3 separate regions of the Homo sapiens genome follow, and regions 1 and 3 are each linked to region 2. The links are chromatin contacts, found by Hi-C or POLR2A ChIA-PET in ENCODE. All regions are on one chromosome and are shown on one strand. The core of a region is the stretch at or near the end of the contact, and the rest is flanking DNA. Distances in the headings are between cores, read along the strand shown. Region 1 overlaps CACNA1A (calcium voltage-gated channel subunit alpha1 A). Region 2 holds the start of ZNF333 (zinc finger protein 333). Region 3 holds the start of SMIM7 (small integral membrane protein 7).

The links. Hi-C counts contacts between places; a loop is a spot of excess contacts on that map. ChIA-PET counts read pairs that join two places held with the same protein, here RNA polymerase II (POLR2A). Pooled maps may share reads with other maps.
Region 1: a pooled map shows a loop between it and region 2 (5-fold over the local background). The contact joins the enhancer-like site here to the promoter of ZNF333 in region 2. A Hi-C loop is called at or near these places in 1 of 50 pooled maps. POLR2A ChIA-PET finds 5 or more read pairs at or near these places in 2 of 52 experiments (CD8-positive, alpha-beta T cell and activated T-cell).
Region 3: a loop to region 2 is called in a map of CD8-positive, alpha-beta T cell, with 19 times the contacts of the local background. The contact joins the promoter of SMIM7 here to the promoter of ZNF333 in region 2. A Hi-C loop is called at or near these places in 1 of 168 maps with a recorded cell type or tissue (CD8-positive, alpha-beta T cell) and 6 of 50 pooled maps. POLR2A ChIA-PET finds 5 or more read pairs at or near these places in 2 of 52 experiments (activated T-cell and naive thymus-derived CD8-positive, alpha-beta T cell).

The regions. Positions count from the first base shown.
Region 1 is chr19:13,206,328-13,209,545 of GRCh38, forward strand. CACNA1A (calcium voltage-gated channel subunit alpha1 A) reads right to left here. Exons shown (of 47, transcript NM_001127222.2): 45 at 2,985-3,171; 46 at 2,429-2,682; 47 at 115-1,726. The coding sequence ends at 986. Among named protein-coding and RNA genes, the nearest start is that of IER2, 58 kb to the left of the region's middle. RefSeq lists enhancers at 1,913-2,182, 2,489-3,218 and silencers at 2,183-2,232, 2,313-2,502. Within about 2 kb of position 1,969, at least 24 of the 41 ENCODE cell types and tissues checked have a DNase peak (open chromatin) inside an H3K27ac peak, as active enhancers do; they include CD8-positive, alpha-beta T cell, where a contact is called at or near this core.
Region 2 is chr19:14,688,747-14,691,749 of GRCh38, forward strand. ZNF333 (zinc finger protein 333) reads left to right here and starts at 1,302. Exons shown (of 12, transcript NM_032433.4): 1 at 1,302-1,404. RefSeq lists silencers at 896-945, 1,276-1,645.
Region 3 is chr19:16,658,477-16,661,393 of GRCh38, forward strand. SMIM7 (small integral membrane protein 7) reads right to left here and starts at 1,668. Exons shown (of 5, transcript NM_024104.4): 1 at 1,609-1,668; 2 at 1,483-1,524; 3 at 919-971. The coding sequence starts at 1,634. It overlaps TMEM38A (transmembrane protein 38A), which reads left to right and starts at 2,663. Exons shown (of 6, transcript NM_024074.4): 1 at 2,663-2,865. The coding sequence starts at 2,742. RefSeq lists silencers at 2,261-2,460, 2,481-2,730.

The sequences.
Region 1 (3,218 bases), core at 719-3,218, 1.5 Mb before region 2:
CAAACAGTGCTTCTAGGAGCTAACAAAGAAGTGCCTCTTTGTATGATTCCCCAAGAGAGACCCACCCAGGCAGCACCTAGCCAAGGGACAAAGACCACTCCTATCCAAAAGCCCTTTGATTCAACTTTTTTTTATTTTTTTTTTCTTTTTGAATGTCATGCAATAATTCACAGTCCCAAGCCCACGGTTTTCAAACAAGGTAGGAAAAAAGGAAAAAAGAAGCAAAGGAATCGGTGGTGATGGTGGGTTTTTCTTCTTCTTTTGTTGTTTCAAGCAGGACCAAATGTCAGAAAAAAATGCCTCTTTTCTCAATCATTAATTTTTTTGTCCTTTTTAAAATTGTTTATTGTTATTATTATTTTTTTAAATTGATTTCTGCAGGCAGTAATAGTAGGGTTTGGTATAACCGGCAAGCACTCTTGTGTGTGTCTGAGAACGTGTGTGGGTGTGAGTGTGTCTGGTGGTGGGTGTAGGGCACTGGGATTCTGGTTCCTTCTGGCTTCTTTGCCGCACTCGGCCACCAGCTGTCTTCATCAGGGAAAGGAAAGATTCAATTGAGATGATAAAACTCATCAATAGAAGCTATTTTTTTCTCCCCGTTTTTTCTTTTAAAAATGTTTTTTTTTTTTTTTTTTTTTTTTTTTTTCATGTTCCCCAAAGTTCTCCAAAAATGGCTGAGTTAATTCAAATCCCTTGGCTGTGTGGTTTGTCTGCTCCCTGCCTCCCACCCGAGAGCCCCTGTCGTGGGTGGGGGGATCGGGGCTGGTTGGGGGGCGCCGTGGCTGCCCAGGAGGGTCTCTTTTGGCCGAGGGTCTCTGCGGGACACCCTTGTGGCCCAGCCCTGGCCTCTCCAGAGTCTGGGGTCTCCCGGCTGGCCCTCTCCCGGGCCCTCTGTGCTGGGCCCCCGCGGCCTCTGCGCGGCTCCTCGGGTGGGGTGTGTGCGTGGGGTGCGTGGGGGGCCGGGCGGGCGCCACCTCGCCCGGGCTTAGCACCAATCATCGTCACTCTCGCTGTAGGGTTCGTGCAGGCCCTTCCTGGAGCCCGGCCCGCGGGGCCTGGCCAGTCCGTGCGCCGGGTAGTAGCCGTTGGGGAGTCGCCGGCCGTGCCGAGAAGGCGAGGCGCAGGCCGGGCCCGAGGCCCGGGGAGTCCTGGGCGAGCGCCCGGTGGCGCCCGAGGACGCGTGTCGTACGGGGGGTGGCGCGTCGTAGGCCCCGGCCATGGCCTCCTCGCCGCCCCCGCTGCCCGGGCCATCGGCCTCGTCGTAGTCGGAGCCCCGGTAGTAGCCATGGTGCCGGGGACCCGGGGGCCCCTCGGACACGTGCGGGCCAGATGCCGGCCACCGGGCCCCGCCGTGTCGACAGGCCCTGGGGGACTCGCTCCGGGCCGGGCCTGGGACCCGCCTCTCCATCCTGGGCGAGCGGCCGCTGCTGTGGCCCCCCGTGGGCGGCCGATCTCCGGCCAGAGGCTCGGCCGTGGGGCCTGGGTACCTCCGAGGGCCGCTGGTGGCCGCCCGGCCCGGCCTGGCCACCGCCTGCTGCTGCTGCTGCTGCTGCTGCTGCTGCTGCTGCTGCGGGGGCCCCGAGCCGCCGGCCTTACGGATCACAGGGGAATAGGACACGTGTGGCCGGGGGGTGGAGGGGGTCTGGGGGAGCTGGCGGCGGCCCCGCCGCGGAGTGCTGGTACCAGATGTTGAGGGGGCTGGGCTTCCACTTACGGAACTACTGCCCTACACGAAAATTGAAACAAAGGAAATCAAAAAAAAAGATACAACAAAATCAAAGGAGACACGGGATTGGGAGGAAGAGAGGGGAGCGAAGGGAGAGGGGCCGGGAGGAGAGGGAGGAGGGGGAGGGGGAGGAGGAGGAGGAGGAGGAGAGGGGGGACACAGGACATTGAATGGAAAAAAGCAACAGCCACAGGGAGGAGGGAGGGGAGGAGGGGGAGTGAGACAGGGAGGGGAGGAGTCGAAAACCAACACAACAAAGTGAAAAGAGAAATGAGAAATGGAGTTTTGTAAGTTTCGGGGTTAAAAATAGCAGAAGTTTCAAAAATTACTCACAGGCGTCCAGAGGACAGAAATCATAATTGAAACAAAAACAGAAGCCGGGTTAAAGGAAAGTGAAAGGTCGGGCGGCACGGCCCAGAACTCAAATATGATCCACAACCGAGGAGCAAGCAGCTGCGGGCGGCGGGGAGGGGGCGGCGGGTGGGCAAGGGGGCTGGGGGGACAGCATAGGCAGCTGGTGTGGTGGGGATCCGTGTCCGCTCCGGCCGCCGGGCACCCCGGTGGCTTGGGGGCAGGATGGGAGGTGGTCACAGCCGGGATCCGGGGACCTTTGCCTAGAGTGGCTGTTGGATGGGGTATCCCCTTCTCTCCTCCCCGCCTCCCGGCCGAGCCCAGCCTGGGGTCACTTGCAGCCGCACCCACCTGCCGGTGCGCCATGTGCTCTCGGCCCTCGCTGGGCGAGCGGGACCAGCGCTGGTCCCGAGCCCGTGCCCGGCCGTGGTCCGGCCGTTCCTGGGCATAGCGGTCCTTGTCGGGGGGCGGGGGATGGTGGTGGTGGTGGTGGTGGTGGTGGTGCTGTCGATGCTTCCGATCCTTGGGCCGGCCCCGCTCCTGGTCCCGCTCCTTCGACGGCAGGTCCCCGGATTGGGTGGTCATGCTCAGGTCTGTCCCCAAGCCTGGGCCGGGTGAGGGTCAGACAGACACACAGGTGGTCGTGAGGGAGAGGTGGGGCAGATGCACACACAGGAGGCCACCTGGAAGGTGTGGGGGCCCTAGAGATCCCCTGAACCGAGGCAGGTCAGTGGGTTGGGGGGAGGGGGTAGTACCCAGGTTCCTGCAGCTGCTGCCTGGCCCCCTCTGTCCCCTCTCCATGGAGGCCTCTCCCTTTCTTCTTCCTTAGTGTCTCCTCCGCCCTGCCTTCTCCTCCCCTCTCCTCTCCTCTGTTCTGCTTGTCCCTGAGCACCACAGGGCTGCCCACCTGTGTCCACATCGGTGTAGCGGCCCAGGGAGCGCTCAGAGGCGCGGTGGCTGCGGTCGCGGCGCCGCTGGTGGTGCCGCTGGTTCTCCTCGGGCGGGACCCGCTCCAGCGAGTAATCGTCCAGGCGTCGGGCCTTGGGGCCCAGCACGGAGGCTGAACGCTTCATGGGGCTGGTGTCTGAGATGGTCTGGGGGAGGGGACAGGCCGGTGGGCTGGGGTCAGCAGCTAGCACCA
Region 2 (3,003 bases), core at 52-2,551:
AAAGAATACCAGGGAACTAGTGACAGTGGTTGTTTCAGGGGAGGAAAATTTAGGAATAGAGTGAGCCTCCCGTTTGAACTTTTCCCATAGGTATGTACTATGTATACTACATAATAAATAGTTTTTAAAAAGTCAGATCTATGTCTTAGATTCACACATCTTATTTTTAGTGAGAAGGGCAAGCTGTAGAAGAAACAAAAATACATCGTCCTATTTTTAGAATAAAGACAGTTAGTTGACCCGTGAACACCAAGGGTTTGAACTGTGGCTATCCCCTTATAGGTAGATTTTTTTCTACCTTTGTCCTCCTTGGGACAGCAAGACAAACCCCTCCCTTTCCTCAGCCTACTCAGGGTGAAGCTGACGATGAAGACGTTTATTTATGATCTTTACGATCACTTCCACGTAACGAAGAGTAAATATATTTTCTCTTCTTCATGATTTTCTTAATAACACTTTCTTTTCTCTGAGCTTAGTTTATTTTAAGAATATGGCATATAATATACAAAATATGTGTTAACTAACTTTATGTTATTGGTAAAGCTTCTGGTTAACAGTAGTCTATTAGTAGGTAGGTTTTGGGGGAGTCAAAAGAAGTGAATTTTCCACTGCACAGGGTGGCGCCCCAACTCCCGTTGCCTAAGGGTCAGCCGTATAAAAATATACAAAAACAATCTTAAGTATGGGTATATTTTTGTAGGGGATTGGATTAAGCCCATGGATAAAGGTGGAAGGGGTTGGGGAAAAGGAAGGAGAAAAGGGTAAGTTAAATATTGAGCATCCCTAAAGAGACCCGGGGAGGGGTCGGGTGTGCCCCTCTCAACCCTTGAAGCCCAGGTCCCCTCATCCCGCCTTCCGAATGCAAGTTCAGCTCCCATTCCCACCCCAAGCACAAGCCCCGCCCCATTTTTGCCCCTGAGGCGCACGACCCGCCCCTACTACCACCCTGCAAACCAAGGCCCCGCCCACTCCGCCATTGGGGTGCAAGCCCCGCCCATCAGCCATCGGAGGGCAAGCCACACTCCACCCCGCCCCCGCGCACAGGCCCCGCCCCACTTTTGCCCCGGGACCTAAGCCCCACCCCTATCCCTGTCTCTCGGACATAGGCTCCGCCCCCAGCACCACCCTCCATGCTCTGTGGGACCCCACTCCAGAGCCTAACCTCATCCCCCGGGTAAGAATACTAGAATTTCTCCTTGGAGGCTAAAGAAGACGTTAGTTTCTCTGCCGCCGCCTAAGGCTACCCTGGCCACAACAGCCTGAGCCACAGCCACTTCCGTTCCCGGCGGCCCCGAGACCGGAAGCGGAAGTGCGCGCGGCGGCGGCCGACGGCGGCTGAGCTGTGCTGCGCGGCGCGGCGCGGTGCGGCACGGCACGGTGGGAGTGTCTCCGGCTGGCTTGCAGGTGTGGCCCGGCCCCTCGGGAGGGCGGGGAGGGCGGGGAGGGCTCGGCTGGCGCGGGGAGGGACTGGAGGGCCTAGAACAGCTCCGCCTGTGTGAGGGGTTTCCTCCCTGCGATCAGCCGGTGGCCGGCGTGAGGCCCACACAGTCAGGGCCTCGCATCTGGGCGCCCGCCGCCCGGTCTCTCGCTCTCAGGTACCCCCCGTCCGGGCAGACAGGGCTGTCATCCTGTCAAAAGGGAAATCCCAAACAGTCCAGGTCCCACAGCTCAGAAATGTGGTGACACCGGCCCCAGCTCTCACCTGTCCTTCCCAATTTTTAGGGAAAGTGCATAAAGACGGCCCTACCTTGCCTACAGTATGCAAGATAACTGCGAATTAGTAATTCACGTTTTATTTGATATGATACTTAATATTATCTAGCTTTGCAACTGGAAAGTGAGGTCTGGGTCCACATGTGCAAACTGGTTTAATTGATTGGCCAAATTTACTTAAAAAATTGAATGCATCCTCCATTAAGGAATGAATTAGATGACGAGAGATTTCTTTTGGAGACTGACAATTTGAAGTCTTTTAGCTTAATATCTGTTAGCTTGGCTTTGCATCTCTTCCTTTTCCATAACTTTTTCTTTCTTCTTTTTTTTCTTTCTCATAAGAAAGCTTTTGGCCAGGCTTGGTGGCTCACTCCTATAATCCCAGCACTTTGGGAGGCCGAGGCGGGTGGATCACCTGAGGTCAGGAGTTTGAGACCAGCCTGGCCAACATGGTGAAACCCTGTCTTTACTAAAAATACACAAATTAGCCGAGCGTAGTGGTGGGCGCCTGTAATCCCAACTACTCGGGAGGCTGAGGCAGGAGAATCGCTTGAACCCCAGAGGCGGAGGTTGCAGTGAGCTGAGATTGTGCCACTGCACTCCAGCCTGGGTGACAGAGCAAGACTCCATCTCAAAAACAAAAACAACAACAAAAGGAGGAGTTCTTAATTTTTTTTGTTTTTGTTTTTCTTTATTTTCTATGTTTGAGACGACTTTTACTTCTGCTGTGGGCATCAAGTTTCTCACTGTTAGGTTAAGAAAAGCCGTTTCTCAGTTATTTCACAAATATTATTATCAAGAAAACCTAAGACTGTTATTCAGATCTTTTCAAGTTGGCTCCAGTCCTTCCCCCAAGCATGTGAATCACAGAGCTTCAAAACTAATGGAACTTCAGGGAAAAGACGATATAAACTTTGTTAATACTGGAAATTCAAATTGAGTTGGCCATAAGTGGGATGTCTTTTTTAATAATGGGGTTAAAGCTCGTGTCTACTGAGAAATCAGGAAAAAATTAACTCCAGAGGAAAATCATGCATCAGATTTCAGTTTTACGAGTGAGGTGTTTGTTTCCACAAAGAATATATGCGCTTGCCTTGCCTTTTTAAAAAGAATTAATATTGTTTCTTAAAGGTACCTGAAACTTGTGTGATTATGTCTTATGAAAGACAGGCACTTTAAGTTATTCTTATATTTGATTTTTATGGTGTCATATTGTCTTTTTTTTTTTTTTTTTTGAGACAGAGTCTCACTTCATCACCCAGGCTGGAGTGCAGTGGCACAATCTCGGCT
Region 3 (2,917 bases), core at 418-2,917, 2.0 Mb after region 2:
ATATGAAGGGGTTAGGGCTGGGATGAGGCAGAGTCTACAGGCCCCACCTCCTCAGAGTCCTTCTCAACTACACTCAATAGATGCAAACAGCTCTCCTGAATCTTGAGTTGCAGAATGTTCCAATTTTTCAAGAAAAATCAGACATCTTAATTTTTATATAAAATCTCCTGATTAAAAATCTAATGTTGGCATCTAATTTTAAAAGTGGCAGGTCTGCAGCACTCTGAAAGCAACAGCTATGTGTGAGGTTGTTCATTCATTCATTCACAGGCATCGGAGGACGGGTACGGCAAGAACAAAGGATGGGACAAGCCAAGCTAGGGCCTCTTCTCTGAAGTTTACAGTCATATGTGAGGGGCAGACATTAGCCAGATGACAGCAAACATAACAGAACATTATAACGGTAGGAAGTGATGTGAGTGCTCACATCAGGGAGGTCTGGTAGGAGAAAGAAATAGATGACAGAGGTAGGCAGAAAGGCTAGCACATTCTCAGTCATCTCCCACTCACACACACGCTCAATTAAAGAGAAAACTTGTGGCTCACGCCTGTAATCCCAGCTCTTCGGGAGGCCAAGGCAGGGATCACTTGAACCCAGGAGTTCGAGACCGGCCTGGGCAACGTGGAGAAACCCCATCTCTACAAAAAATACAAAATTTAGCCTGGCATGGTGGCACACACCTGTAATCCCAGCTACTAAGGGGGCTGAGGTGGAAGGATCACTTTAGCTCAGGAGGTCGAGTCTGCAGTGAGCCATGATCGCACCACTGCACTCCAACCTGGACAACAGAGCAAGACCTTGTGTCAAAAAAAAAAAAAAAAAAAAAAGAGAAAGAAAGAAAACGAAGGTAGGGCTTGGCGAAACAGAACTGTCCTCTGAAGTGGACCATGCAATTCCAGGATCCAATTAGACCTTACCTGTGCTGGGCTCCCTGGACTCCTCCCCAAAGCCCTGCGTGTCCTTCTTTTTCCTACAAAGAGGAGCAGACAGTGTCCACTTTCAATGGGACATAGAGTCCTCAGCCCCCTGACCCCCAGCTCAGAAGGCCACAAACACTAAGTTTCAGCCCTGGCCCTGCCGCAAACTTGCTGTGTGACCTCTGACGTTCAATACCCTTCTCTGGGCCCCCACTGCCCGGACAATCACAGCCAGGTCAGCAGCCACCGACCGTTTACAAAGTGGCCCGACAGTGCGGGTGCAGGGCGGAAGGTCCGCGGTGGGGCTATTTCTTGGGGGATGGGGCTTAAGCTCTCCAGGAAGGTGAACAGAGGGACAACCAAGGAACGGAGAGTATGGGTTTAAGGTCTCTCGGGGGGTGGGGGGCGAGGAAGATAAACCAGGCTGGAGGCGTGCCCAGAGGGCGGATAGGGCGGGGCCTGCGGCTTGGGGGCGGGGCCTGAGAAGTGCGCCGAGATCACGCTTATGAGGGCGGGGCTACGGGTTCCCCGGATGGAGCCGCAGTCCGGCCGCGACCTACTCACAGCTTAAAGTTCAGCACCGCCCCGGCATTCATCAGCAACGTCCTGCAGAGGGAGAATTACAGTTACTAGGGGCGCCCCCGCGTCCTGCCTGGCTCTCTCTTCCCAGCCTCTGGTCCCCCTAATTACCCGAACAGCAGGATGTCTCCGATCATCGTTACGGCCGAAGCGTCCGTCAGAACCGGAAGCGGAAGCCCCAGGGAGGGAGGGGAGAGGAGCACAAGCCGACCAATCCTAAAGCAACAGTGGCGAGGGCTGGGCCAATCGAAGGTCAAGGCTGGGAGGGTCCCGCCCTCTGCAGGCCAGACCCCCTTAGGGGAGCGCGAGCGCCCCACCTCGCTGGGGAGGCCCCGAGAGCCAGAATGGGAGGAGCGGGGTCTCCTGGGGGCGGGATTGGGTCACGCGTTCGAAGCGTGCCGCGCATGCGTGAGGTCTCGATGCCGTAGGGTTAGCTGGGCAGCAATTCCTACTCACTTTCTGGGGTCCCAAATTGGGCTTCTGGACAAAAGGAATCCTTTGACTCCTGAGCTGCACAGGGTGCGGGGTCCTGACGCAGTGGGGTCCCTAGAAACGGGTGCCCCAACCAACTGGGCTCTAAAATGAGATCCTCCTGGGCCCCATGGGGAACGGGGGTTCCCACTGAGCTGCCCCCCACAAGACGTCCTGATTTGCAGAGCCCCACCGGAGACGGGGTTCCTGATCGAACGGACCCTATGGGGCAGAAAAGTCTTGACGGGGCTCCACAGAGGACCGAGGTCCTAACCTATCTCCACGGGGAACAGGGGTTCTGATTCATGGGGTCCCACCATGGCGTAGGGGTCCTCACTGGGCTCCACCGAAGATCGGGGTCCTAATTGAGCCCACGGGGACAAAGTCCTGGCCGATCCGGCCCCCTGGGAACGGGCGTCCCGCGTGGGTGGGCTCCGTGAGGGACGGGCCCCCAGAACAGGCAGCTCCCCAGCCTCCCTCGCCTTGCACGGGTGCCCCGCACCCCGCCTCGCTGGGCGGAACGGGGTAGCGATGGCAGGAGGGTCAACGCCTGGGACGCCCGACCGTCCAGCTGCGTCCGTGGTGCTGGGCGTCCCCACCACCTGTCCCGGGGTGGGCCGTCGCCCCTCCTCTCCCGCGGGGGCCGGGCCTGGGGTGGCGCCTGGCGGGCGGGGGCGGGCCCAGCTGCGGGGGCGCAGTCGCCGGGCCGCGGGCGGCGGGACGGACGAGGCCGGGGCCCCGGGTGGCACCCGGCAGGCGGGCAGGCGGGCGCCATGGAGCTGCTCTCGGCGCTGAGCCTGGGCGAACTGGCGCTCAGCTTCTCGCGGGTGCCGCTCTTCCCCGTCTTCGACCTCAGTTACTTCATCGTCTCCATCCTCTACCTCAAGTATGAGCCAGGTGAGCCGGGGCGGGGGGCTGGAGGGGACCGGCAGCGGGTGGCGCGGGCCGG